2 separate regions of the Homo sapiens genome follow, and region 1 is linked to region 2. The links are chromatin loops, found by intact Hi-C in ENCODE. Cell type or tissue: mammary epithelial cell. All regions are shown on one strand. Links, peaks and the distances in the headings refer to the core of each region. The heading gives the core; the rest is flanking DNA. Region 1 has its middle 35 kb from the start of DCX. Region 2 overlaps RTL9 (retrotransposon Gag like 9).

Region 1 (12,147 bases), core at 1,353-9,352, 1.0 Mb after region 2:
AATGCTTAGTACACAGCCTCATGCACTGATGATGTTCACCACACTTAAGCAGAAAAGAAATGATTTGTTTTGATTTAGCTTGCTGGTTCACATGATCCTGAAGCTCATAGAATATGATTAAGTGAATAAAATTATACCATCATGAAATTAGTTATTGAGCATCCACTACATGCCACATACCGTTACTAGACTAATAAAAAAGCAAAATAAAACAAAACTCTTTTCAGTGAGGATGCAAGACCTTGACCAAAATAGTTCTTAGACATTTAATACCATGCACTTCTAGGGTAGGCTATATACCTTCATCTTCCCAGAAAGATTAATAGTGTCTATAATTTCAACTTTCAAGAGAAGATACAATCAAGAGAGGCAGTATTGCATAATATAAGAGCATGTACTTCCAAGTTTAGCTGCCTGTGTTTAAATCCTTGCTGTGTCTTTTACTTTGAGTTTGACTGTGGGCAAGTTACTTACCTTGTCTATGCTCTATATTACTCAATTATCAAATATAATAATAATAATACTGACCTAGGTTGTTGTATTTAACAATTTAATATAGATAAAATATTTCATTAGCTCTTGGCACATTGTATGCTTTTGGTTAATGTTAACTGCCGTTATTATAATTACCCAGCCTCTCTTAAAAATCTACTTTTATTGATACTTGTTATTTATACCAGTTAGTTGCATATAGCCCTTAAACAAAAGTCTTATTGACTATAAATATACTGTTCTTATAGCTTTATGATAACTACTATTGTCCCTGTTGCTCAGCTGAGATAAATACAGAGAGATTGCCACAGGCTTTGGGGTCAGATTACCTGGGTTCTGAACTAAGTTCTACTTTAGACTAAGTGTGAGCCAGAACAAGTTATTTCAGCTCACCATGCCTTGGTTTTCTCACCTGTAATCGGGAATAATGTTATGTACCTCATAGAGTTGCTGTGAGGCTTAAATGGGATAATGGTTGTAAAGTATTTGGCACAGTGCCTGGCACAGAATAAGTAATAAATATTAGCTAAGTGGCACACATAGTAACTCTGGAAAGGGAGAGAAATGGGGGGCTGAAATTCTCTCCTCCTGCTCAGAGTAGGAGTCTGGTGTGGATCAAAAATAAAGCGTAGTTCTGGAGTCCACAGAGCCACACAATTAGACCACCCTGCTAGGGTGGAGTATAGGAAATATAAATAGAACTGGTCTAAGGCAAACAAACCCTTGCTTTCTTTTGGCTCTCTTGGATCCCTTCTTTTCTGCATAGTTTGCTCTTTTGATTCTTTCTGATCCCAGTGGGTTGGTGCAGGAAGACACCATTCCACAGCTCTTGAAAATTTGAGCAGGATCAGGGTGCAACTCAGGGGAAAGGAGACAGAGAGTGGGTGGTTTAGCTCATCTAGATCTTATAAAAACAGGAAGGAGAAAGAGGGGAAAGGGAGTTTAAAAAGAGAGATTGAGAGACAGAGAGAGAGTGTGCACACTTTTTTCTATGTTCTCACTAATTTTCTCCTTTTTGGCCAAAATTTTAAGATCCAGTGAACTAAGACATGATGTGAGCTGAGCTTGCTTTCTTGTGTGAACCCCAAGCTAGATGGGAAAAATGAAACCCTGGCAGTATACATGTTTCAATCTAGCATTGAATGAAGAGAGTTCCCTCAGTGCTATTTATCTCCTGGATAATATAGAGGTTTTTTTAAATGGCCACAAATTCATTGTCACTCCTTCCATCAAGAAGTGGGATCTGTGGATACCCCATTTTCCATAATGTGCTTATTTCACATTGCATGCCTGTATCAAAAAACTCATGTACCCTATAAATCTACACGTCTACCCTATAAGTCTATACATCTACTATGTACCCACAAAATTTAAAATAAAATAATTTAAAAAACAAACAAGCAAACAAAAATAAGGCCATGGCCAAACATGGGAGCTTGTTGCCATGGTTAAATGGTGGTAGGGCCAACTTGACCTGATTTCAGAGATGGAAGAACAGAAAGAAGAAAATCAACACTGAGGGTAAAATTAATGCTTTATTCTTAAGTGATCCTGTGAAGAGGAAGTGCCAGGTAAACTGGGATCAGTTTCTGAATCTGTCTGTATCTCTCTTTACCTTGAGAATTTACCTTTGTTCACTCTAGCTCTGGGGGAAAGCCTCAGATGCTGGTTTCTTCCCACCATCAGCACAGCTACCCTCTCCTGTAGTTTCATGCGGGCTCACTTTGCAAAACTGGAATGGTGACAACCATGAACACCTCATCTCAGAATGCCTGGAAGGGTCAGTGGAGTTGGGGCAATCTGAAAGGAGGAATTGGAAATATCCAAGGAAGCCAGTGTTTTACCACCTGGTTTTCAATCATAAACTTCATTAATCTGAAGGAAGTTGAGCTATTCATATTTACAAGGAAGCATCCAAGGTCAAGTGTTCGCTGTTAATTAGAATCCTAGAACTTTGGGGCTTAAATACCTTCAGAAGCCTTCTGGTTGAATCTCTCATTTTACTCATGAGAAAATTGAAGCTCAGGGAAAGGAAGTCACTTGGATAAATTTATTAAACCACAAAGTGGCAGAAGCAAGGAAAGAAACCTGGTTTTCCAAGTCTGAATCCAGAGTTATTTTTACTACATCAGTGCCTCACAAACTTCAATATGCACAAAAATCACTTGGGGCTCTTTTACAAAAGACTACTAAGGAGAAACAAAATTGACTTACCCATACCATCACATTTCTTCTTATCTTATCTTTTATCTTGTGCATGTTTATTTCACCATCTTTCTTTGAGATACAGACTGTTTTTCATTTTTCGTCTACTTATTACCCCTGCTTTCATTTGTCTATTTTGATACTTGCCTTGGTATTAGTACCAGTAAATAATGAAATACGCACAAGAGAAAAGATAAGAAACGTGATGTCATGGCTAAGTCAATGTGCTTCTCCTTCGTGGCCTTTTGCAAAAGGTTTGTTGAAGGTGGAGGTAGAAACTGGTTTCAAAACAAGTTTGGGGGTTATTTCTGGATTTCCTGTCCCCTGTATCCATGGAAAATCCAGAGCATGCAGTATGAATATATAATAGTGTTCCCAGTTTTATTCTGTGGTTTGTGGAAACTGGTCACACTGCTTTACAGCCATACCACATATATTTAAAGGCTATAGCTATGCAATGGGGTTTCATTCCAAATGATTCAGAAAACTACTTCAATCTTTTACTTTGTCAGTAGGGTTCTGGCTGGTACTTAGAGAAGAACTAGATGAACAGGGAAACTTATGACTTCTATTTAAGTGAGCCAGGACCTTCAAATTAAGTGGGGTTATTTTCCTTCCCAATTTTAGAAGATACAAGCTCACATTGGAGCTAGTTCTCTGCCTTCCAAGCTTTATGACTCATGTGACCTTACCTTGGGTAATTCACTTCCTTCTCAGGGCCTCAGTTCCCTAATTTGTAAAATGAAGGACTGGACTACTTCCAAAGCTGTTATATTTCAGTTACCATGTTCATTCCTTGAACATGGTAATTGATGTGCAAGACAATGACTAAATCCATGAAATCATCTGCTCCGACTATGTTCTCCAGGTTCTCTTACTTCCTAACATAGAAGGGGCACACAGAAGATTTTCAGCCACAAAAGTTGAAACAATGAAGCCTTTTTTGGTTATCCTTTAGTTACCCAGAAAAATAAATCAATCAGAACTTTTCTCTCAGCCACCAAGAGTTCTGGTAACCTGTGTTTTCCCTCTGAGAAGCTTTTCTGCTGGTGTCCTTTATGATTGTCAGTGACAAGAAGCAAGACTAGGGGGTAAGAGTGGGAGTAGCTGGAGTCTGGACTTAGTGGGCTGCAGAGTAGTTGACAATCATGTTTTCTTATTAGGTGTCAGGAATGACCTTGGCCATTTATGAAATGTAAGTGACCCCAGGGAATGCTTAGCAGTCCTTTAAAAAAGATTTAGATTAAAATTCCTGCATTGCCATTTTACAAAAGAGAGTAGAGGAAAGGGAAACATCAAGCTAAGTTTGACCTCCTCACCTTGTGATTCCGACCTTCGAGGGTCTCTGGTGACAGTACTATGCCTTCCTTGTACATAGCTGGCACTCAATTTTTTTGAGTACTGGCTTCGATACTTCTTGCCTAAGAAGAAAATAAAAAGCAAAATTATATGATGAAATATGGATGAACCCAAAAAAGAAAGAAAGAGAAGGAGAGGGAGCGAGAGAACAAACAAAACCCAGAGAGGTCACAGGGTCTATCTTTTACATCTAAGGAAGTAGAAGCTTAAGCGAGCTCAGACGGAATTGGCCATGTGATGTTTTTAAAAGTCCATATAAGGAAATTTCATGCTGCAGCCTGTCAGTACTGCCAATTCTGCTCATGAATTTTCTATGCCGTTTGACACTTATGTTTTCTGGAGTTATAAAAGGAGGAGTGTTACTTCTTAATAAACTCCCTCTTCCACAGCGGGATAGAAAGGAACCATAGCTGAAAATAGGAGCTTTTAAGTGTGGCAGAGCAAGCCCAGAAACCGGGGTTTTCAGCCTAGGTTATCTTCTAACTAGCAGTGTGTCCTTGGGTAAATACTCCTTCTATGGCATTTTTTTTTTAATCTGGAAAATTAAAGAAGGTCAGAGTATAAAATCTCTAAATTCTCTTCCACTAACAGAAATATGTGTTGCTTTTTTTTTTTCAACTTTTATTTTCAATTTGGGGGCTACATGTGCATGTTTGTTACAAGGATGTATTGCATGATGCTGAGGTTTGGAATACAGTACGATTGAACCTATCATCCAAGTAGTGAACACAGTAACCAAGAGGTAGTTTTTCAACCTTTCTCTCCCCCCTTATTGTCCCCAGTGTCTATTGTTCCCGTCTTTATGTCCATATGTACCCACTGTATATTTGGTTCTTGAAATGTTTGTGCTGAAGCACCCTGGAATTTGATTCTCAAGCAACTAATACTGCCATCTTGTGGTCAAAACAAGTTTGTCTTTTTGTTCTAAAGATGGCTCTCCAGCTAAGACACAAATGATGATGTGCATTCATTCAGTACATTATCATCTATGTACGTATGTATATCTATCTATATCTATCTATCTATGTATATCTGTCATCTATCTGTTTATCCAAGTCTCTATCATCTGTTCATTATCTATGTATCTATCATCTATTTATCCTATTTTTTAATTTTTTATTGAAGTATAACATACATATAGAAAATTGCACCATTAATAAGGATGCTAAATTTTCACAGACTAAGCATATCTGGCACCCTGCTCATGAAACAGAACATTACCAGATCCCACAAGCCCTCTTTGCCCCTTTTTAGTCACTGCTCCCCACCCCCAACCTACACTCACAGTGAATTTCACAAATGTAACATTGTGCAAAAGAAGGCCAAATACAAAAGTTAGTACCCACCTCCTGCCCTGGGTTACCACTATCCCAATTACTAACAGCATAGATTTATTTTGCTTGTGTTTGTACTCTATAGAAATTGAGTTATTTTCTATGTATTCTTTTGCATCTAGTTCTTTTTGCTCAACATTATGTTTATAAAATGTATCCATATTGTTGCATATAGTTGTAGATCATTCTTGTTGCTGTAGAGTATTCCTCAAGAGCCTCTTAAAAATTGGTCTGTGGTGGCTGGGCGTGGTAGCTCACGCCTGTACCCCCAGCATTTTGGGATGCCTAGGTGGGTGGATCACTTGAGGTCAGGAGTTCAAGACCAGCCTAGCAAACATGGTGAAACCCCACCTCTACTAAAAATACAAAAATTGGCCGGTTGTGGTAGCGTGCACCTATAATCCCAGCTACTCGGAAGGCTGAGGCAGGAGAATCGCTTGAACCTGGGAAGTGGAGGTTGCAGTGAGCTGAGATTGCGCCACTGCACTCCAGCCTGGGTGACAGAGCAAGACTCCATTTCAAAAAAAAAAAAAATTGATATGTGATTAAATTAAATTTTATTTTTTTCAGTATGAAAGTCATGTTTTGTGCATGGTAGGAAAGTTTTTTAAAAAGTAACTCATAACCTTCTTCCCAAAGGTAGATCAACCATCATTAATATTTTGGTGTTTTTTATCTCAATATTGCTTCAATACATTTTTTTCAACATTTAAGATAGTTGTATATAGAATTGTATATATAAATTTTGTTACCTTAATAGTAGAATGTAAACATATCACTGTGTTATTAAACATCCTCATGGATGTCATTTTTAATTTATTTTAATTTTTGGAAGTCATTTTAAATAATTAACATTTGCTTACATTTGGAGTGCTCAGAATATTTTTTCTTTGTTTTACTATGAGCAAACTCAGTGAACATCCTTGACCACAAAATGTTTTCTGTTCTTTGGATTGTTTCAAAATTTTAATAAAAGTACTAAAAGTAGAACTTTGGGGTCAAAGCCTTTAGAAACAGAAGACAGCTTCAGTTTGTGCCTACGATGCAGTCAGTGATAAGACACTGGGGGAGAAACTGGCACATACTGAGTTCCTAGTATATGTACCAGACATTGTACAAGGGACTTTATGGACATTCTCTCATTTAATTCCCTGAAAAACTCTATGAGGTACATATAATCTGCTTTTTTTGGAGAGAGAAAAATCAGAACTCAGACAGGTTAAGTAACTCATCCGAAGGTGCACAAGGAGTAAAATGGCAGAACCCAGATTTGGACTCTTATCTGTCAGGCTACAAAGCTTGTGTTCTTTCAACTACACCACACTGCCCCCCAGAGTGCAGTTTGAATGATGCAACGGAAATAGACCCTCTTCTCCAATTAATCATCTCCACGGGCCTGTCACAGTTCCTAATAAACTGTACATGTTTTCTGGGCAGGGCAAAATTCTATTTTTCTCAGCCATTACATTAAAGCAAGAGTATCAGAGTGGTTCTGATCTTCTAGCAAGGCCTGAGAATAGAAATTGGGCCCCAAGAGAGTGTGAGCAGCGTTTGCCTGAGAAGAGGAAGGAGCTGTTTCCCAACTATGTTCATACTTCTTGAATTTTCTCTACAGTGAGATGGAAGTTGCCTTTTTCTCTTGTTTCCCTTCTATTAATACCTCTGAGTGCTCAGTCTTCCCTGCTCCATCCCTCTGACTTTTCCCCAACTTGAATGTTGTAGTAGCCAGGCTGGTGCACTACTAAAGTTCTCTATCTCTCCTTTCTGCGAAAACTAAAGCCTCATGGCTGGGTTTTTGGATACCCTTCCTGGTCATTCCGGCTGCTTTCTAGTTCCACTATTCCTTCCTCCTCCTCACCTCCTGCCAAGTACATCTTTATTTCTCCAGATTCCATCTTGTCATTTGCTACTACTATTACTACTACTACCTGCCCTGCACCAACAACCAATCTCCCAGATTATCTGCAGCTACTTTGGGAAGCAGAAGGTAGAGTCCTGAGAGAAGGAAATGAGAGAGGAAAAAAAATGTCAGCTAGGGCTGGGCGCGGTGGCTCACGCCTGTAATCCTAGCACTTTGGGAGGCCGAGTCGGGTGGATTGCCTGAGCTCAGGAGTTCAAGACCAGCCAGAGCAACATGACGAAACCCCGTCTCTACTAAAACACAAAAAATTAGCCAGGTGTGGTGGCACACACCTGTAGTCCCAGCTACTCAAGAGGCTGAGGCACACGAATTGCTTGAACCTGGGAGGCAGAGGTTGCAGTGAGTCGAGATCATGCCACTGCACTCCAGCCTGGGCAACAGAGTGAGACTCTGTCTCAAAAAAAAAAAAAAAAAAAAAAAAAAAAAAAAAAAAAAAAGCTCAACTCAGTTGCTGCATATTAGATAAATGTCAGGCAGCTGGAGTACAGCATGAGCACTTGAAATGACTACCGTGAACACAAATGCCGGCCTGCTGCACTCTGCCTTAGGTATGAGACATGAAAGACTTGTCAGTATGTCCTTCCTTGTTCTGAATTGCCCAACAAGCAAAGCCTTTACCAGATAGCTGTACTTCCCTCTCCGCCAAACTGACACCAAACTAAAACTCTCCCTGCAACATCCTCACCCAGATGCTAAAGTTTGTACCAAGTTTGGGAAGCTAATGAGCATCAGACTCCTGTTATTTTAAAAAATGATGCTGGAACAATGATATATCCATATACAGAAATAAACAAACAATACATCTCAACCCTTTTCTCATAACATATATTAATACAAAAATTAACTTAAAATGGATTATAGACCTAAATGTAAGTGTTAAACTATAAAAGTCTTATAGGAAAACCTAGGAAACATGATAAACATAACTCTTTATTACCTAGAGTTAGTCAACGGTTTCTTAGATATGACAATGAAAGCATACGCAACAAAAGAAAAAAGTAGAAAAACTGGACTTCATCAAAATTTGTTTGGTACAACAAATTAGATAGCCTAGATAAAATGGATAAATTCTGAGAAACACACAAATTACCTAAACAGACTCAGAAAGAAACAGAAAATCTGAACAGACCTATAACAATTACAAAGTTTGAATCAATAGTTAAAAAAAAAAAACTCCCAAAAAAGAAAAGTCCAGGATGAGACGGTTTCACTGGTGAAATCTACTAAACATATAAAGAAGAATTAATACCAATTTTTCTCAAACTCTCCCAAGAAACAGAAGAAAAGGGAATATTCTATGAAGTCAGTTTTACCTTGATACCAAAACCACATGAAGGCATCACAGGAAAAGAAAACTACAACTATCTCATGTGACTATAGGTATAAACATTCTCAATAAAATTCTATCAAACTGAATTCAATGGCATATGAAAAGGACTATACATCATGAGCAAGTGGGATTTATCCCAGGAACAAAAGGATTGTTTAGTATAAGAAAATTAATCAATGTAACATGTTACATTAAAAGAAAGAAGGAAAAAAAACATATGATAATTTCAATTAAGGCAGGAAAAACATTTGACAAAGTCCAGCCACCCTTTCTTGATAAAAACTTTCAACAAATTAAGAGTAGAAGAGAACTTCCTCAGCATGTTAAAGGGCATTTATGAAAAACCCACAGCTAGCATCCTCCTCAATGATGAAAGACTGAAAGTAGTCTCTTAAAATCAGGAGCAAGAAAAAGATGCCTGCTTTTACCACTGTTATTCAACATTGTACTAGAAGTTCTAGTCAGATAAATTAGGCAAGAAAATAAATAAAAGGCATCCAAATTGGAAAGGAAAAAGTAAAACTATCTCTATTTGCAGATGACATGATCCTATATATAGAAAATCTGAAAGAATCCACCAAAAAACCTACAAGAGCTGTAAACAGATTCATTAAAGTTACAGGTTAAAAGATCTACCAACAAACAAACAAAAAAATCAGTTGTATTTCTATACACCGGCAATGAAAAGGAAGTTAAGAAAACAATTTTACTTACAATAGCATTAAAAGAATAAAATATTTAGAAATGAATTTAATCAAGGAGATGAAAGACTTGTACACTGAAAACTATAAAACATTGCTAGAATAAATTAAACACCTAATAAAACGGAAACACATCCTGTTTTCAAGGACTGGAAGACTTAATATTGTTAAGATAGCAATACTACCCAAAGGAATCTACAGATTCAATGCAATCTCTATCAAAATTCCAATGGCCTTTTCATAGAAATGGAAAAGCAAATTTTAAAATTAGTATGGAATTGCAAGGGGCCCCAAATACCCAAAACAATTTTGAAAAAGTAGGACAAAGGTAGAGGATACACACTTCCCTATTTATTGGGCCATCTAAAGACATGAAATACTGATACATGCTACAATGTAAAAGAACCTTAAAAATATTACAGCAAGTGAAAGAAACCAGATATAAAAAGTCACATATTGTATCATTCCATTTATCTGAATTGTCAAGAATAGGTAATCCATAAAGACAGAATAAAGAATGGTAGATGCCAGGGGCTAGAGGAAAGGAGGAGTGGAGAACAACTGCTTAATGGGTACAGTGTTTCCTTTGGAGATGATAAAAATATTTTGTTACCAGAGGTTGTGGTTACCCAACATTTTAAATGCACTAAATGCCACTGAATTGTTCACTTTAAAATGATTAATTTTATGTTATGTGACTTTCACCTCAATAAAAAAAGGTAAAACTTTTGTGCTTCAAAGAATACCATCAAGACAGTGAAAATACAAGCCACAGAGTGGGAGAAATATTTGCAAATCATATATCTGATAAGGAAATTATATCCAAAGTAATGAAATTTTATAGCTCAACAATAAAAAAACAAATAACCCAATTAAAAATGGGCAAAGTATTTACAAGACAGTTCTTCAAAGAATATATGCAAATGTCCAATAAGCGCATGAAAAGATGTTCAACATCAGTAGTCATTAGGGAAATGCAAGTCAAAACCACAAGATACAATTTCACACCACTAGGATAGCTATAATCAAACAAACAAAACAGAAAATAGCCAGCATTGACAAGGATGTGGAGAAATTTAAAACCTTATACATTGTTGGTAGAAATGTAAAATGGTTCAGCCTCTTTGGAAAATAGTTTGGCAGTTCCTCAAAAAGTTATGCATAGAGTTACAAATGACCCAGCAATTCTACTCCTAGCTATATACCCAAGAGAAATGAAACCATATGTTCCCAAAAAAGTGTAATTATACATAAGTGATCATATTAGCATTATTTGTAGTAGCCCCAAAGAGGAAACAACCCAAATGTTTATTAATTGATGAATGGATAGACAAAATGTGACATATCCATAAATGGAATATTATTTACCTTTTAAGATACAGTTCAAGTCTGTAAAGTATTTTCTAATTCTTCCTCACTCTGACTCTAGGAATCATTGACCACCCCCTCCTTCATGCTCCCACAATACTCCACACATGTGTCTATAATGTTTTGCTGCACTTTTAAGAAGTGAAACTATCTACCACCACACAGTCTTATGCTTAAATCAACATGATTTTACTATTCTACTGTCTTTATCAACATAACTCTACTATTCCAGGAAACTTTTGCTTAGAAAATTGAAAGTTGCAAATCAACTTTATTGTACATTCCAGGGACTTACTGAAAAAACGATCAACTCATCAGGAACATCAAGCAATAGTTATAAGCAAGGACTCTTTGAACTCCACTACTCAAAATCCTTATGTGCTGGATCTACCAGTCTTAAACTACTGTGTCATGATTCTTAATCAATTATAACAATGCCCTCTTCCCATTGAAAGACCTGCCTTAAATCAGACTTCAAAACTCATAAATATCCCAAATTCACCCTCACCATGTGTAGATACTAGTAAAGTCTGTTGAGGTAGTGTTACTCCTACTGCAAAGAGAATAAACTCAGCTTTGTTTCATCAACAGTTTGTTTTGGTGATATTTTGGAGTAATAAGAAATCAATATTTATTTACATGTTTATATCTCTCTATTAGATTTCTAGTTCCTTTAGAGCACAGACTATGTCCACTTCCTCTTTTCATTCTCCATATCTAGCCTAACCCCTGGAATATTATAAAAATTTTAAGCAAGAATGATATTGAATGAAAAAATGTTGAGTGGGCCTGGAAGATGCCAAAACACTTAGGAAACTATTGAAATAAAACAGACTTAAAAGGATGAAGGCTTAGATGAGGGCAGCCCACATGGAGAAGAGGGTGAAAGAGATTTAGAAGGTAGAATTAATGAGACCACATAACAAAATGTGGTGCATAAAGGAGAGAAAAGAATTAAAACTGACTTTGGGGTTTCTGTCTTGGGTGACTGGGTAGATATAATCAGTAGTTCTTTTAATGTGAATAATTAATTTGGGACGGATAACAAGTATTCAGGCAAGATAATGAAGTCAACTTGGACATTTAAGTCAAATTCAATAGTATTTTCATACTTGTATATTGCCATTCTGACTAAAGCACACTGAACTTGGAATCAAGAATACTGGTTTCTGGTCCTGGTTTGACTGCTTTTAGGCACTTTATCATTATGTCTGTGCTTAGCTCTCTCATTTTTAAAATGAGACTAGGTGATCTCCGAGTATCATTCCTACTCTGATAGTCTTGTATAGAATGATGATACAGACCATGTCTCATATTTACTGTGAATCAGGTATACAGGAGAACAACAGAGGGCATCCTCATATCAAAGGTAGCCTCAGAATTTTAAAAAGCAGTTCAAAGAATGGATCAGCATTCTCAGGCTGTAATGGATCTTTA
Region 2 (12,147 bases), core at 2,447-10,446:
GCACTTGATGCAGGGTTTCCCCACCACACTTTTATTTTGAGAAATGCAGTTTCAGAGGGTATGGCAAGTACTGTGTACTGTGCTACCTTTACCTACACAACCAAGGTCAATGTCAACAGATGTGGTCAAATTCCAATTTAAAGTCTTTTGGAAATGGGGCCAATTATGTAAAGAAGAGGGCATTAGTTTGTTCTCTTCTCTCATCAAGGAAGTCTACATTATTACCAGTTATTTGAGAGAACAGAAGATTGGGATGAATGCTTAGTAGTTGTAAACACGATCGGATCTGCACTTCAGGGTGGGTGCAAAGCTAGCATATGTTCACTAAGCATTTTCCATGAGGTGCGTAAACTGTAGAAACTCAGTGCTCTGGCAACAAAGAACATGAGAGAAAATTACCAAATGCAGATAGACATATTGTAAACCGTGGAGCTTAAAATGTAAACCTACTTGCTAGGCTGATCATAGAGGTTCTTCTCAGCCCCAGAGAATTTGTGTAAGAATCCTGTCCATGCCTTTATTTACACCATTGATTAAAAATGCTAATCAGGAGAGGATCAAGGCTATGGACCTCCTTCTAGGTTGTTGCAGAACTCCCACTCTGGCAATGGTATTCAGCTGGTTTTGAATTTTTCTGCTTTAAGAACTATCCCTGGGAAGACTAGTGGTCTGAAGTTTGCTTGGAGAGTCTCAAGCCGGAAACTGATTTGTGGTCCAAATGCTTAATGGCATCAGACACTTATTCCTACAAGAGAGGCATGTGGTCCAAGGGGTGGCACAGGTCAAATGTGATGGCCAAGTCCCGCCTCAGCAGGGCTTGAATCCGCACTTGGCAACTTTTATTTCTCTCTGTCCATTCCTGTGGATACTTTATCTGTGTTAATGTCCTCATTTAGGCTAAGGTCAAACTCTGTTCTTCTCTCTTCTGGCCAGAAAGACTTCCTGTTTTACAGGTATATGATCTTATCTGTGTTGATACCTTAACTGTGAGTGATTCCCTAAAGCAGGTCCTTGGACAAGTGCCCATCCTCCAGGAAAATTGCAGCAGTCCACCGTGCAATGAGAAAGCCTGAGGACTAGGTAGTAAATGTTTCGCAGAGAAGAGAAATCTATTTCATGTATTATTCTTTATTCTGAGGTTATTTCCTTCTCTTTTGGTGTTGAAAGGAAGCCCCTTCTTTTTAGAAAATGATGATTTGTGGTTGTTCTGTTTCTTAATGATTTTACTTGGGAAAATAAAAATCTGGAAGTTCAATATCAGTCCCTGAAATTTTGGGTTGCATTAGCTGCAAGTCTGGGAACCTGGTCTAATTTTGAGTGTTCTGCTAGTACCTCTAGGTACCTCCTATTGCCACTTGTGTTCTAAGTGCTTATAAATTACCTGCTTCGCAATCTGCAGCAGAATCTCTCCGAGGATTGACATCAAGCTTACAGCTTTGGAGTTTACGGTATACTGGTCTGTAGTTTCCTTATTTAAGAAAATTGGGACACTGCCCATTTGCAGTCCTCTGGTATCCCTCCTGTTCTCTCTGATTCCACAGATCCTTCAGACCGGCACCTAATGCAAGGCAGTTCCGTTTGCTCTTCTTATAATGTTCTTTTCCCTATAGAGTTGGACATGCATATACATGTTGTTTGGGGAATTTGCAGCACATCCAATGAAAGCATAATTCCCAACTAACAGTCAAATCCTTTTCTTTGGAGCTACCCAGAACACACCTACCCTCTCTTCCATATGACAGCCCTTCAGAGACTTGAAGACAGTGTGTGACTCTCCTGTGAGTTAAGAGCACTGGCTGAGTCAGACAGACCCGAGTGACAAGCCCAGCTTCGCTCCCTCTCAGCGGTGAGAGCCAAGGTAAGTTACTTCATTTTAATTTCTCTCTAGTTCAGTTCTTTAGCTGATTTAGAAAATGGGAGTAAAAAAGCCACTTTGTTTGTTTATCGTTCAATAAATAAGATGAGGTATGTAAAGTGTTTAACATAGTGCCTGGAATAGTAAGCACTCAGTAAATGCTAGCTATTTCCCCCTCTTTATTTATAAAGAGCCGGTGCGCATTTTAAGTGTCAGGGCTGTGGGGGAGGAAGGAAGTGGGGAGGGCTTCTACTTCCCTGAATGATCAAGGAAGGAAGAAGATCCTAAAGTAGACCAGGTATTTCTTTAGCCTTAGGTTGTCTGTTTTCAGTTATCTGGATGCCTATTTGCTAGGACTTGGGGAAAGAATATTGTTGAGAATCTAGGGAAAGGCTTATTTTCAACAGCTGGAAAGCTATTTGTTGACATATTGAACCGTCTCTTGTTTATTCTTATTTCCCTGAGCAGCTAGCCATGCAATCCCCTAAACTCAATTACCTTTTGTGAGGCGGCAGGAGCATGACACCTCCTAGCCGTATTGATCAGTGCAGACTGGGTGGGACGTGAGGGACCTGAGAGATGCTAAGCGGTAAATTCTGGGCTTTTCCTTCCTTAGAAGGCCTCTCTTCTCTGTGTTCCTAGAGACTCTGGCTTTAATAGAACGGAAGTCTATGCCTCACATGGGCTGAGCATGCAAGAACCCTCTCTCAGTAGCCTCCTTAGAAGCAGGCTGATGAAAATAGTCACAATGGGTCAGAACTTGGAACCCTGGGGTGACCAGTGCTAGCATGGTTTTCTAACTGCAGCTCTTTGCACACACTGGGTTTTGCAAGCAATTGAATGATATGAACTCTGAATGCCATTGCAGCTAGAGAAAGTTTGGAAGGAGACACACCCAACTGTGAACAGACAGAGGAATGGGACTTGCGGGGAATGGGGGGTGGGGCATTTTCAGGAGTTTAGCTTTGTCTGTACGGAGGATTTCAAGTCTTTATCCTAAGAATATATTCCTAGATTACTTATGGAATTACTAAACATAAATAAAAGTTAGAGAAAGAAGAAATTATTTTTAAAAACAAACCAAAAATAAAACACAAAATAAAGTGGTACAACCATTAAGCTTGTCGGGGTAGAAAGATTGCTTGGGTCGGGGGGTGGATGTCCGGGATTCCTAGAGAGAGCTTGCAAGGAGAGGAGTGAAAAGGGCTTGAGAAAGAACCCTAGGGAAACATATCTTTAAAAAAAATAAAATTAACTTTTATTAGTTTTTTTCTTTTCGTATTATGGGTCCATTATAGACCAATGAGAAAATACAGATAAGGAAAATGAAAATTAAAAATCCCCTCTAATCCCATCATTCAACTGTGGTCACTGTTGGCGTTTTGGTATATATCCTTCCAGATTTTTTTTCTATGCAGAAATCTACATATTTATCTTTATGATAATCAGATCCTCATGTACACATTAGAATATATTTTCAATGGCTACAATAGTGGCTGCTACAATTGCACCATGATTCGTTTAATCATTAAACAAGTTGTGTTCTAACATTAGACACTTAGGTTATTTCCAAAATTGTTGCATTAGAAATAAACAACAGTGCCCTGTAGCTGTGTGACATTGGGAAAGCTAGTTAACCTCTCTGTTCCTCTGTTCTCATCTGGAAAATGAAGGTGCTAATAGAACCTACCTCGTAGTATGTTGTGAGTGTCAAATGAGATCATATAGGTAAAGCACTTAGCACAGGGCCTGGCACAGTAAACGTTAGCTTTAATTGTTAGGTGTGTTAATAATAATAATAGTAGTTGTTGTGAGGCCATTGTTAATAGAATGGCTATTCTGTGACTTTTTTTTTTTTTTTTTTTTTTTTGCTTTGAAGGGAGAGGAGAGCGACTGGAATTTTTCTTTTGAGTAGTATGCTATAGTGAGCTCTGGAGTCACACAGAGCTGTGTGCCTTTGGTCATGTCAATTCATCTCATGGAGGCTCAGTTTCCTTACCTGTATACTGAGAATTTAAAGGACCTAGCTCACAGGGTAATTGTCAAGATCAAATGAGATAATGCTGGTGAAGCCCTCAGCCCCATTCTTGGCATATGGGAAGAGTTCAAGCAATATCAGTTGTTGTTGTTATTATTACTACAAGGATTCAGCCATTTGTAGTAAGAAAGTTTCCTTGCTTTGTGGTGTGGGGATGTAGGGGAGATGGCAGTGAGAAGAGTACTCCGAGTTTCTAATCACTTGTCTGATTACAAAGAGATAAAAATATTTTGGAAACAGAATGGCCAGGGCTGAAATCTGGGATTTAAAAAAAATTATTATTATTATTTTATGTGACCGTGGTCACATAGACTTCTCCAAGCCCATTTCCTCATGTATAAAATGGGAATGATCTCAGTGCCTACCTTACAGGTGTTGCTGGGAGGTCGGAATTATATAATGCATATGTAGTGCTTAGCCCAAGTGCTCAGTTGTTGTTGGTCGTTAATTATGAGGTTTATAACGACCTGAATGCCTCCCTTGTCAAACTCTACATCCCTATACCTAGGCTACTTGAACTTCACCTGGAGGCTTTGCCCTATCCAAGGCTCAGGGACCAATTCTCCCCTTAGACTGAGGGTTTCTCCCCTTAGACTGAGTGCACCAGTTCAGGAAAACTGGAGTACTCTGGTAAACCTTTCTGCTAGCTCTACTCTGACCTTGTGCCCCAGTTCTAGAAAGCAGGCTGTAGCCATGTTTGTATGAACAAGCCCTCAGCTGGTATGCTCAAGGCTGGTGTGCTTTTCTTGCTAGCTGTCTGAAATCCATGGAGCCTTTCTGTTGAATCCTAGCCCTATGGCAGGGATACCGGTCGCTGGATTTTTCTCCGTGTCTGTGACCCTGGGGTAAATTGTCTTCGTTATGATCACCATTACAGGGCTCTATTAAGGTGTTTGCTTGCCAGCCCCCACTGTCCATCCTCCCAAACCCTCTTTCCCTGCACCTGAACCTCTTTGAACGTTTCTGATGCTGCTCCACTCAATCTCCAGCCTCAGTTTCTTTCCCTCGAGCCCTCTGCCTGTGCTTCCATGTCATATCAGTTGCAGTGCCTGGGTCCCAGGACTCCTGTGTCTGTTCAACTGCAGAGGGCACGTATCTTGTTTCCTGAGCCAGGACCCTTTTCATCTCATCTTTTTAATTGTGTCAATCTCCTCTTTTCTTTGGGCAGAGTGGGGTGGGGCATAGGCTGGTGGGACTGTTGGGGGCGACAGGGAAGAGGGGTGGAGTTGCATAGGCCAAGTGCTAAGGCGGAGCTTCTGGAGGACTGTCAAGTGAAAGGCGGCCAGAGGCAAATGTCAGAGCCTATATAGAGGCAGGAATCTGGGACCAGAGAGACAGAGCAAGCAGTAGCAAGTCAGGAGCAGTGGGGCGGGTGGGCGGGCAGGCTGGCTGGCGGGCAGGGGGGCGTGGCAGGGGATAGCAAAGGGAGATTGCAGAGAACAGCTGTTGGTACTGGGTCTTACTTTAATGAACTGGCTGGGCACGAGGTATAAGTTAATTGGCCAGAGTGAAAGAGCTAGGGGCGCAAAGGATACTCTCTCCCTCTTCTCCGTCACTGGCAAGGTAAGATCTTTCTGGGTTTTGCCTGGTGGGAAACTGTGGCATGTTCAGATATTTTTCTGAAGATGGGAGGTGGAGGTCTATGGCTGCTTTTTTGACTCATCTTTCCCATTGCACCAATTATTACAATTATTACAATAACCAGGGTGTCAGCAGGAGGCCAGCATTTCTTTTATGACAACCCATCTTGGGGTTGTCCAGGCTGGAGACAGAGGCAGGGGTCTCGGTAGTGTGACTGAGTAAGGGGGAGAGGTGGATCTTTATAGCACCTTGGTGAAGAGTAGGGGGCTCTGGAACTGGATGGACCCAGGAATCTATGTGACTGCAGGCAAACTATTAAGCTTCTCTGGGTCTGAATTTTCTCATTTGTAAGATAAAGGAAGAGTACAACCGAAATCTCTTAGTGTTGCTATGGGAACCACATGAGATGATACATGTAAAGTGCCTAGCAGAGTGTTTGCCAGTCAGTGCATGCTAAAGAAATGTTCACTGTTAGCGTTTCTGTTGCAGGTTTTCTCATTATTATGGAATCACAATTCCATGAGGTTGATGACTTTTGTGACATTGTCCCAAAGTAGCAAGTTTTCTGCTTTTGGCATGGGCAGGCTGTGGGGACATGTCAACATTGTGTAATATTTGCATTGGCTTCCAAGCCGTGTGTCCAAAAGCCCCTTCTGGGCTGCTTATTGGAGCAGGCTGGAGGGGTGAGGCTCTGGATTGCCCACCCCCATGGCATCAGAGAAACTTGAAACTTGGACATGCCAGACACTGGGCTTTAAGTGACCCATGATCTGGGATGTCAGAGAAATAATTGAATGCAAGCTCAGGGATGCCAAACACTAGGCAACCCCCAGGAGGGGGTCAGAGTCAATGCTATACAGTTTGTTACTGTTGCAGTGACCCTATTTTAGCCTTGACCCTGGCTAATCTGAGAAAGCTTGTAAAATGGGGATAATAATATCTATTGCCCAGGAGATTGTAAGACCCAAATGGGATAATGCTTACAAAGGCCCTCACGTTATAGGAAGTTGTGACAGTTGTCTAAAGTACAGTGCCTGGCACATACTACGTGAAGCAATAAATAAATAGTAGTAATGGGGTGGTGGTTGCTGTTATTAATAAGAATAATGAAAATAATAAGCAGAATTTTCAGTTCATGGAATGTTGCTCTCAGTCATTGATTAGATAAATGTCTCCCTTTTCCTGAGAACATTCAGGGCCATCAGAGTAGTAAAATGAGGATTAAACCACTGGCAGAATTCAATGAGCCCCAGGAACTAATAATTATCCTGGGGCAAAGGACTTTCCCATTCAGGCTTGCCAGTACCTTGGCTGGCTTGTGAGTACTGCCGTGGGATAGAATACAGGCCAGGAATCCGCATTTCTCACATTTGGCCAGAAGGTGGTGCTGCTGCTTTATTTGAGTCAGGACTGCCCAGGCTCCTGGCTGCGGAGGCTGCTGGCGTTTATAGCATTTACAAACTGAGAGGCTGGGTTGGTTTGAAAAGGATAGAGGCAGAAGGGACATTTGCTCCAGCTCCAAAGTTGTTCATTGCTTCACAGCTTCTTTAATCTGATAGCCTCACCTTCAATGCCATATACCTGACAACGCATAAAAACAGGTCTCCACCATGAACAATTTGTCTGTTTCCAAATCTTCTTGATACTGGCTTTTGACCTCTAAACTTGTTTCTTGTTTACAGATTTTCTTGCCTCCTGGGCTCCCTCCACACTATCCTGTGGCTGTGGCAGATATGTCAATACCCTTACATTCACTGCGATTCAACAATACAATGAGGGAGGAAAATGTTGAGCCCCAAAACAAGCAGATGGCCTTCTGTAGACCAATGACAGAGACCAGAGCAGACGTACAGATTCTGCATTCTCATGTACAGTTGCCTATAGTCTCAACTTCAGCCTCAGACCCTGGAGGGACATCCACACAGTTGATGACATCTCCAGTCTTTGACACCATGTCTGCACCTCTAATGGGAGTACCAAACTCTGGAGCATTGTCCCCACCCCTAATGCCAGCCTCAGACTCTGGGGCACTTTCCCCATTGCTAATGCCAGCCTCAGACTCTGGGGCACTGTCCCCATTGCTAATGCCAGCCTTAGATTCTGGAACATTGTCCCCATTGCTGTCCACTTCAGAGTATGGGGTAATGTCCCCAGGGATGATGACAATTCCTGATTTTGGAACGATGTCCGCAACGCTAATGGTAGCACCAGATTCTGCAGAGATATCACCATTGGCAATGCCAGCTCCATCCTCTGGAGTGGTGTGTACACCTATAATGAGCACTTCATCCTCTGAGGCAATGTCCACACCATTAATGCTAGCCCCAGATTCTGGAGAGTTATCCCCAATTCTAATGCAAGATATGAATCCTGGAGTGATGTCTACACAGCCAGTGCCAGCTCCCAGCTCTGAGGCAATGTCCCCATTGCAAATTACAGATGAAGACACCGAAGCAATGTCCAAAGTGCTAATGACTGCTCTAGCCTCTGGAGAGATATCTTCGCTGCTAATGTCAGGCACGGACTCTGAAGCAATATCCTCACTGATAATGTCAGCTGTAGCTTCTGGAGGTACATCACCCCAGCCAACAAGCACCCAAAACTCTGGGGGAATACCTACCCCGCTCATGTCAGATCTAGACTCTGGAATAATGTCATCGCTTTTAATGTCATCTCCAGGCTCTGAAGTAATGTCCACACCGCTACTGTCAGTCCCAGATGCTGGAGAAATGTCCACATTACCAAAGCCAGCTCCAGATGCTGAAGCAATGTCCCCAGCACTAATGACGGCCCTACCCTCTGGAGTGATGCCCACCCAAACGATGCCAGCCCCAGGCTCTGGGGCGATGTCCCCATGGTCAACACAAAATGTAGACTCTGAAATGATGTCTAATCCGCCAGTGAGAGCAACAGCCTCTGGGGTGATGTCTGCACCACCAGTAAGAGCTTTAGATTCTGGAGCAATGTCCACACCGCTAATGGGAGCCCCAGCCTCTGGAAATATGTCTACATTGCAAAAGACAGTTCCAGCCTCTGGAGCCATGACCACCTCACTGATGACAGTCCCAAGCTCTGGAGTGATGTCCACAGAGCAAATGTCAGCCACAGCCTCTAGAGTAATGTCCGCACAGTTAACAATGGCCAAAACTTCTGGAGCAATGCCCACAGGCTCTATGAAAGCCGTGGCAAAACAATACAAGAGAGCCACAGCCTCTGGAAAGATGTCCACGCCACTGAGGAGAGCTCCAACTTCTGGAGCAATGTCCACCCAACCAGTTACGGCAACAGCCTCTGAAACAATGTCCATGCCACAATTGACAGTCCCAGCCTCTGGATCAATGTCCATGCTGCAAATGAGAGCCCCTGTCTCTGAAGCAATGTCCATGCCACAAATGAGAACCATGGCCTCAGGATTGACATCTGCAGCACAGATGAAAGCCATGACTTCTGGAGCAATGTCCACCCCACTAATGACAGCCCAAACCTCTGGATCAACATCCACGCTGTTAATGAGAGACACAGCCTCAGGAGTGATGTCCTGTCCACAAATGAGATCTCTGGCCTCTGGAGCATTGTCCAAGCCACTAATGACACCCAAAGCCTCAGGAACGATGTTCACGGAGAAAATGACAACCACAGCTTCTGAAGCAATGCCCACACTGCTAATGAGAGACACAGTTTCTGGAGCTCTGTCCATGCCGCAAATGACAGACACAGCCTCTGGAGGGTTGTCTGCATCGCTAATGAGAGACACAGCTTCTGGAGCAATGTCCACATCACAAATGACAGCCACAGTCTCTGGAGGGATGTCCATGCCACTAATGAGAGCTCAAGACCCAGGAGTAATGCCTGCCTCACTAATGAGAGCCAAAGTGTCTGGAAAGATGCTCAGTCAGCCAATGAGCACCCAAGATCCTGGAGGGATGTCCATGTCGCCCATGAAGTCCATGACCGCTGGAGGGATGCAGATGAATTCCCCAACCTCTGATGTGATGTCCACACCAACAGTGAGAGCCTGGACCTCTGAAACAATGTCCACACCACTAATGAGAACCTCAGACCCTGGAGAGAGGCCCTCACTGCTCACAAGAGCTTCATCCTCTGGAGAGATGTCCCTACCACTAATGAGAGCTCCAGCTTCTGGAGAGATAGCCACGCCTCTGAGATCCCCAGCTTATGGAGCCATGTCTGCTCCACAAATGACAGCCACAGCCTCTGGAATGATGTCATCCATGCCACAAGTGAAGGCTCCCATCTCTGGAGCAATGTCCATGCCACTAACAAGATCCACAGCCTCTGGAGGGATGTCCATGCCACTGATGAGAGCCCCAGACTCTAGAGTGACATCCACATCACAAATGATGCCCACAGCTTCTGGAGACATGTGCACACTACCAGTGCGAGCCCCAGCCTCTGGAGGGGTGTCCTCACCACTAGTAAGAGCTCCAGCCTCTGGAACTATGTCCACACCACTAAGGAGACCCTCAGCCTGTGAGACTGTGTCCACAGAGTTAATGAGAGCTTCAGCCTCTGGACATATGTCCACTGCACAAACAACAGCCATGGTCTCTGGAGGGATGTCCAAGCCATTAATGAGAGCCCCGGCCTCTGGAACAATGCCCATGCCTTTAATGTCAGCCATGGCTTCTGGAGAGATGTCTATGCCGCTAATGGAAACCATGGCCTCTGGAGCAACGTCCACATTGCAAACCAGTGTTGCGAACTCTAGATCTATGTCCTTGTCACAAACAACATATACCGTGTCTGGAAGGATGGCCACAGCGCCAATTAGAGCCTCTGCTTCTGGAGCAAGGTCCACATCATTTATGAGAGCCTCAGTTTCTGGATCGATGCCCATGCCACTACCAAGAGCCACAGCCTCTGGATGTGGCATGGGTATGTCCATGCCACAAATGACAGCCACAGACTCTAGAGGGATGTCCACACCACTAATGAGGGCCTCAGGCCCTGGAACAATGTCCACACCACAGACAGCCTTTGGAGTGATGTCCACTCCGGAAATCAAAGCCACAGACTCTGGAGAGGCATCCACCTCTCACATTAACATCACAGCCTCTGGATCAAAGCCCACATCGCACATGACTGCCACAACTCCTGAAACTGCGAAACCACCACCAAAGGAAGTGCCATCCTTCGGAATGTTGACCCCAGCACTCTGCTACCTCTTAGAAGAGCAGGAAGCAGCCCGGGGCTCATGCTCTGTGGAGGAAGAGATGGAGATTGATGAGGAGAAGCAAATGAAGGGGTTTTTGGACGATTCAGAGAGAATGGCATTTCTGGTATCTCTTCATCTGGGAGCAGCAGAGAGGTGGTTCATCTTGCAAATGGAGGTAGGAGAACCTCTCTCACATGAAAATAAATCTTTCCTGAGAAGATCCCAGGGCATATATGACTCCCTATCTGAGATAGACATCCTCAGTGCTGTTCTTTGCCATCCCAAACAGGGCCAAAAGTCAGTCAGGCAGTATGCCACTGACTTCCTGCTGCTGGCCCGACATTTGTCTTGGTCTGATGCCATTCTACGGACCAGGTTTCTGGAAGGACTCTCAGAAGCTGTTACCACCAAAATGGGTCGGATCTTCCTGAAGGTGGCTGGCAGCCTAAAGGAGCTGATAGACAGGTCTCTGTACACCGAGTGCCAGCTGGCTGAAGAGAAGGATTCCCCAGGCAACTCAAGCCAGGTTCTGCCAACAGCCTGTAAGCGGAATAATGAGGAGGCCATGGGGAATGAACTGAGCTCTCAGCAGCAGACTGAGGAGGTAATGAGGGGGAAATCCGCTGAAGGTTTTTGAGCAGAGAAATGAGGAGGTCACGACAGGGAATACATCCTGCTTCCTTGAGTAGAATTGGGAAGAGGCAAGGGGGAGGCATGGAGCTCCTAGACCATTAAACCCCAGCAGTTTCATCAAGTGAGCATGGCTCTGCAGTTATTTTGGGTATATTAACTACTTTGAGGAGCAATGTCCTGCCCAAGTTACTGAGAACGTGGGATAGTTGAAGTACTAATTCTTCTCATTATGAGGGAACTGGATGGGCTCAGTTCCAATTCTCCCCTTGTTCCAAGTCCAATTCTAATAAATGGGTCTTTTGGGAGCTGGGGCCCATCTACAGCAACATGTGTTGTGGAGTCAGGTCACTAGGGAATTAGAATAGCCTACTCCTTGGTCACACTGTATGCAAGTGAGATAAATTAGCAAAGTGTCTTGATCTGCTAAGTCACAGAACTTATCCAGGCAGAACACCCGTTGCCATAGTAAGTGTGGCTCTTACCTCTGTTGTCTTTTTCTCACTCCCAGCACCAGCATGTTTCCAAACGCTGTTACTACCTGAAAGAGCATGGAGACCCCCAAGAAGGTCTTCATGATCACCTTGGACAGAGCACAGGCCATCATCAGAAGGCCCATACCAACAAGTAAAACTCCATGGAATCTTCTCCTGTGATATCTGACTCGACCGCTAACTGGAGGACTGGTTCCTGGACCCATTCCATTAAACTACATTATAAACCTTGTTGCCTTCACCCTTCAGCCTCCCGCTCCAGGCACATCCCACCTTACCTCTCACTTGGCTGATTTGACCTTCTCTTTCACCCACATGCCTAAGACCTGCCCTGACAATCAGAGTAGGGACTACAAGAGTGTATGGTGTATGA

The links. A loop is a pair of places that touch in the nucleus more often than their neighbours do. Peaks named below come from ENCODE experiments on the same cell type or tissue, not always from the same donor. Only the 100,000 strongest peaks of a DNase experiment are listed, where the experiment ranks them.
Region 1: it touches region 2 in a loop (6-fold over the local background); 11 of 110 quality-filtered maps call a loop at or near these places.

Annotation. Positions count from the first base shown.
Region 1 is chrX:111,440,766-111,452,912 of GRCh38, forward strand. No RefSeq gene overlaps it. Among named protein-coding and RNA genes, the nearest start is that of DCX, 35 kb to the left of the region's middle. In mammary epithelial cell, for the core only: CTCF peaks have their summits at 4,945 (motif pointing left) and 6,724; no DNase peak of the experiment used is centred there.
Region 2 is chrX:110,443,411-110,455,557 of GRCh38, forward strand. RTL9 (retrotransposon Gag like 9) reads left to right here. Exons shown (of 4, transcript NM_001385449.1): 2 at 1,743-1,858; 3 at 7,157-11,254; 4 at 11,792-12,147. The coding sequence starts at 7,208. The coding sequence ends at 11,911. Among named protein-coding and RNA genes, the nearest start is that of CRIPTO3, 71 kb to the right of the region's middle. In mammary epithelial cell, for the core only: a CTCF peak has its summit at 6,847 (motif pointing right); a DNase peak (open chromatin) is centred at 6,861; H3K27me3 peaks cover 214 bases.